Regions from separate parts of the Homo sapiens genome. Here region 2 is linked to region 1. Evidence: read pairs that join two places in POLR2A ChIA-PET (ENCODE). Cell type or tissue: B cell. All regions are shown on one strand. Each heading gives the region's core, and the rest is flanking DNA. Links, peaks and the distances in the headings are about the cores only. Region 1 overlaps ZFP82 (ZFP82 zinc finger protein). Region 2 overlaps ZNF566 (zinc finger protein 566).

Region 1 (2,902 bases), core at 298-2,797:
TGTAGAAAAGTCCTTTTTTTGATCAGGTAAAAATATATAAATACAAAAAATCATAAATGTGATTCCTCTTTGCAGAGAACCACCTTTAATTAAACAGAAAATGTCATATAAATCACTTAGACTTACTCTATTTGGGCACTGTATCAACCATCTTACTTTGTTGATACAAGAAGTTCTGGGATATAGAAGATTTGGTTCCAGGGAAGTCCTATTTGCATTTCAACACAGGGATAATGTACAAAGATCTGAAAATAGTAAAACCCGACATCTAAGGAACTGTACTTCGGAGAATCAATTTTAATCATATCCTGAATAAGCCCATACTGAATGCTAATAATATTCCATTGATGCTCTCACATTCTATTGATCTTCTTTTTCACTGAGAAAACAGCAACAGAAGAATATGCTATCTTCTCTCCACCATCCTGAGCAACCTACCTGCACACATAACTACACTGTTTTTCCCTTTTATTCCCCCTTACTCACTGGATCCTTTCTTACTCCAGTCTCAAGGACAATTATGCCTTTCTCTACTGCACTGATTTCCTCCACCGATAGAATCATTCCTATGAGCACACAAACATGCCCTAATGTCATAAAATACACTGCTTTTTAACCCATATCCCCAGTGTAACTGACAACCCTATTTCCCAGCTTCCCTTCATACATAATTCCTCCAGAGTTGTCTTATACTCATTCTTGTTACTGCCTCACAAACCCTTCTCTCATCAAGTCACTCCACTTGGGCTTTCATCCTGACTCCATTGAAAATCTTTCTTGACAAGCTTACCAGGATTCTCCATCTTGCTGGAACCTGGGGTCAATTCTCAGTCCTCATTCTCTACTCCGTCCATGGTGAAACATTTCCTTTATTTTTATTTTATCTCAATGGCTGCCCCTTCTTTTTTTTTTTTTTTAATTTTTTTAGTGGCTGCTCCTTCTTTATCTCTTTTGTTGTCCCTCTTTCCCTCTTTCAAAGGTCTACAGGGTGGAGTGACCCATGAGTCAGTTCTCGGGCCTGCCTGCCTTCCCTAGTTGGTCACATCCAGATCCATGAATGTAAATTCCAATCATACAGACAGCCAAACATAAACCAGGCTGTAATCGCTCCAAGTTCCAGGTGTACGTATTCAACTGCCTACGCAACATCTCAAACTGGACAGATAATAATCATCACAAACTTAAAATATCTTAAACTGAAACTCTTAGTGCCAACTTTCCAACTTGCTCTTCCTATTTTCCTCACTTCAGTAAATTCTGCTTCTATTCACCCAGTTGTTTAAGCCAACACTCATTTCTTCTCCTTTTATATCACTCCTTCCCACTTAGTTCACTTATAATCCTATCAGCATGTTCTTTTGACAGCGCCTTCATACACATCATGAGCCTAACAGCTTCTTACTACTTCCTAACAATGCCATTCTTATCCAAACCACCACCCTGTCTAACTCAACAACTGAAACTGCCTCAGTATCGGTGCTTCCTGCTTTTGCACTCAACCGGAGAAATAATTTTAGAATACAAGCAGCCCGTGGCTTTCAATTTCTCTTAGTGGTTACATTACCGGGTCCTTGCCTAACTCTGATCTCAGCTTCTTACTTTCCCTTTCCCTGGTCTGACCATAATGGCCGTCTTTGTTATTCCTCAGACTAGCAAGGCTAATGCCGCACTCAGACCTTTTCTATCAGCTCATAATGCTCTTTTCCCAGAAAATGACATGTCTTGAGCCCTTACTTCATGTCTCTTCTCAAATATCACCTCAAGAAAGTCATCTGTCCACTTTTCTGAAGGCATGTTATTTATACTTTAATCAAACTTTCTTAAAGGAAGAATAGAAAAGAAAGAAAAAAAATACATGGTCTTGTTTAAGATGTCTAACTCTGAGCCAACAGTTACTATTTTGGCTAAATGCTTCCTGACTAAATGGATATTATCTTATTCACTTGGAACCTCTGCAATACATTTTGAGTGTTAATAATTGCAAATGTCATTTAATTACCTGAATGTGAATTTTAAAATAGATTAGGAGGCCGGGCACAGTGGCTCACGCCTGTAATCCCAGCACTTTGGGAAGCCAAGGTGGGCGGATCACAAGGTCAGGAGATCAAGACCATCCTGGCTAACACGGTAAAACCCCATCTCTACTAAAAATACAAAAAAATTAGCCAGGCATGGTGGCGGGCGCCTGTAGTCCCAGCTACTTGGGAGCCTGAGGCAAGAGAACGGCGTGAACCCAGGAAGCGGAGCTTGAAGTGAGCTGAGATCACGCCACTGCACTCCAGCCTGGACAGAAGAGCGAGACTCCATCTCAAAAAAAAAAAAAAAAAAAGATTAGGGATAAGAGGGAAAAAGCATGTTTTTCTTTCTTTTGGTAGAAGGTTAAGTCAGAAGATAGAACATTACAAACAGTGTAGGCACTGAAATGGTCCTATGGTTATAAAATAAGAACTAGTACCCTAAAATAAGTGTCCTTAGCCAGACCTGAATATACAGAGAACAAAATACAAAATTACAACATATGTCTCTGAATAAAAACATTTTTAAAGACCTTTTGTGGCCGGGTGCGGTGGCTCACGCCTGTAATTCCAGTACTCTGGGAGGCCGAGATGGGCGGATCATGAGGTCAGGAGTTCAAGACCAGCCTCAGCAGCATGGTTAAACCCCATCTCTACTAAAAATATAAAAATTAGCCAGGCATGGCCAGGCGCGGTGGCTCACGCCTGTAATCCCAGCACTTTGGGAGGCTGAGGCGGGCAGATCACGAGATCAGGAGATTGAGACCATCCTGGCTAACACGGTGAAACCCCAACTCTACCAAAAAAAAATACAAAAAAATTAGCCGGGCGTGGTGGCGGGCGCCTGTAGTTCCAGCTTCTCGGGAGGCTGAGGCAGGAGAATGGCA
Region 2 (2,947 bases), core at 208-2,707, 82 kb after region 1:
GCTACAATCAACCAGGATGTGGGGGAACCCAAAATGCAACAAATGATCCTTAAATGTAAGAAAAATGTAAGAAAAAAAAAAAACATACTGAAAAGAGTGGCAAAGAAAAGAACTAAATTGAGTAACTTTGGAAGATGTTTGTTTACTATATACTATAAGCTTAAAGAAAAAGAGCTACACAGAGATTCTCTACTGTAGTTACTAAATACTTTTTACACAGGTCCAGGTTGGCAACTCTGAACTAATTTGCATGTATTCTAGGATAGAGCTAATTATTGATTCTGAGAAGCAGGTTTCTCTCTGTTGGAAAATGAAGTAACAAGGAAATGGCCAAATTTGATGGGAGACAATTCTCCATGGGTCTTGCATGTTTCTGCGTATCTTGCAAGAAGAGGTACTAAGTGTTTTTGTTCTGCACTATTTTACCAAGTTGTTTATACAGTGAACAGCCTTGGAAGACAGAGTCGGTCTCCTTCTACAGCAAAGGGTAGGCATTCTAACTATCCATTATAAAAAATTCAGGTTTCCTAAGGTCAAGGGAACACACAGATACCTGTGTATTTTGCATAATCCTGGGTGTATGACTGAATCAGTACCATGAGAATGTAGATATTCTGAAGATTGCCATGAGCAACAAAGCATCCTTTGTCTCAGACTCAGAAGTCTCATGTTTTCTGAACGTATCTGTGAAACTGACAAGCCAACTTACTAGCTTACAACTAGGGTAAAATCTCAGATAGTTCATAGTTCTTGGGAAAAGAAAATACCCTGTGGTACTGGAATAGAATTAAACATATGAGTGTAAACTGGTGTGTTTTTAACATATAAACAAATAAATAGACATAAATGTGCATGTAGACATTTGTGTATTTTCTCACTCTCTCCACTGACCAGAACCAGAGCAAAGACACACCAGTAGCAATAAGCACACCAAGTGCCCAGATCTTGGTTTATAAATTCATTCTCCAATAAAAGAAATTAATGCTGCTTGGAGAAATTGCTGAGCCCAGAGATGGAAGAGGGAAAATACAAGATGAACCTGGAACATCTTATGTCCCAGAAAGCGGGGTTGGGGGGAAGCTTTAAAAAATGATCACACGTTGAAAAGACACAAGAGCCAACTTAAGGAGCTTCTGATGGCCAAATATGGGAAAATTTGAACAGCAAAATAAATAAATAATAATAATAGAGAATAGAATAAAATAAATATCCATGAGTCCATAGGTAAATAATTGAATAAACAAATGGGGACAAAAGAAAAACTTCAGCTGAATTAAATGTAAAGGAGTTTCATTGAACAATGAACGATTCGCAAATCAGGCAGCCCCCAGAATCACGGCAGATTCAGAGACACTCCAGGGATGCCTCGTGGTCAGAACAAATTTATAGACAAAAAAAAGGGAAGTGACATACAAAAATCAGAAGTGAGGTGGAGAAACAGCTCAACTGGTTACAAGTTCTTGTTTGCCTTTTTTTTTTGAGACGGAGTTTTGCTCTTGTTGCCTAAGCTAGAGTGCAATGGCACGATCTCAGCTCACTGCAATTCTCCTGTGTCAGCCTCCTGAGTAGCTGGGATTACAGGTGCACTCCACCACACCTGGCTAATTTTTTGTATTTTTAGTAGAAATGGGGTTTCACCATGTTGGTCAGGCTGGTCTCCAACTCCTGACCTCAGGTGATCCGCCTGCCTCGGCTTCCCAATGTGCTGAGATTACAGGCGCCAGCCTCTGTGCCCAGACAGTGTTTGCCTTACTTAACACAGTTTGAACACTCAGCAGTGTATGAGTGGTTGAAGTATTGCTGCTGGGATTAGCCAAGACTCAGCTTGTTACAGGCACATACACTGTTACAGGCACACAAGTTAGGTTTCCAATTCTGTCTACCTGTTAGGTTACAGTTCGTCCATAAGGACTCAAATATAGAAGTACAAAGTCCTTCTCAGGCCACATTTAGTTCACTTTTAACAGGAGCAAGAAGAGACAGCTCTTCCTTATAGTAGAATTTAAATTATCAAAGTGTAAGAAATGATAGAAGGAGAAAATCACCGCTAGGCAAACATCACAGTAATAATTGTTACAGGTAAAAATTATCAATGAATGTTAAAACTAATGCGTGAGAAAACATGATGAGAAATAGGATTTTGGCATAGTTTCTTTTTTTTTTTTTTTTTTTTGAGATGGAGTCTCGCTCTGTCACCCAGGCTGGGGTGCAGTGGCGCGATCTCAGCTCACTGCAAACTCCACCTCCCGGGTTAACGCCATTCTCCTGCCAGAGCCTCCCGAATAGCTGGGACTACAGGTGCCCACCACCATGCCCAGCTAATTTTTTGTATTTTTAGTAGAGATGGGGTTTCACCGTGTTAGCCAGGATGGTCTTGATCTCCTGACCTTGTGATCCGCCCACCTCGGCCTCCCAAAGTGTTGGGATTACAGGCATGAGCCACCGCGCCCAGCCATTTTTACATAGTTTCAAATTATTTCCCCACAAGATACTTATTCAATAAAATGGGAAAAACAGTGATTTTACAGAGGAGAAATCTGGCAAACAACACTGTTACCAAGTTCTCAAAGTTAACATTGCTAATAATGAGATATACTAATATATATATCTCCTGATATGACACATTGAGAAGAGTTCAACATCATTTCTGTGATCTTCTTGCCAAAACTGCCCAGTCTAAATCTAACCATAAGGAAACATCAGGCAAACGCAAATTGAAAGATATTCTGCAGGCTGGGTGTGGCAATCCCAGCATTTTGGGAGGCCAAAACAGGAGGATGGCTTGAAAGCAGGAGTTCAAGACCAGCCTGGGCAATATAGCAAGATGCTATCTCTACAAAAAAAAAAAAAAAAAGAAAATAGCCAGGAGTGGTGGTGTGCACCTGTAGTCCCAGCTACTCAGGGGCTGAGGTGGAAGAATTGCTTGAGCCCTGGAGGTTGAGGCTGC

The links. ChIA-PET counts read pairs that join two places held together with the same protein. Peaks named below come from ENCODE experiments on the same cell type or tissue, not always from the same donor. Only the 100,000 strongest peaks of a DNase experiment are listed, where the experiment ranks them.
Region 2: POLR2A ChIA-PET joins it to region 1 with 6 read pairs; 12 of 35 experiments call an interaction of 5 or more read pairs at or near these places.

What each region holds. Positions count from the first base shown.
Region 1 is chr19:36,400,159-36,403,060 of GRCh38, forward strand. All of the region lies in intron 4 of ZFP82 (ZFP82 zinc finger protein), which reads right to left. Among named protein-coding and RNA genes, the nearest start is that of ZFP82, 17 kb to the right of the region's middle. In B cell, for the core only: no CTCF peak of the experiment used is centred there; a DNase peak (open chromatin) is centred at 1,513; H3K4me3 peaks cover 1,276 bases; H3K27ac peaks cover 1,928 bases.
Region 2 is chr19:36,482,435-36,485,381 of GRCh38, forward strand. The region is part of intron 1 of ZNF566 (zinc finger protein 566); the gene reads right to left. Among named protein-coding and RNA genes, the nearest start is that of ZNF566, 5.7 kb to the right of the region's middle. In B cell, for the core only: no CTCF peak of the experiment used is centred there; a DNase peak (open chromatin) is centred at 1,417.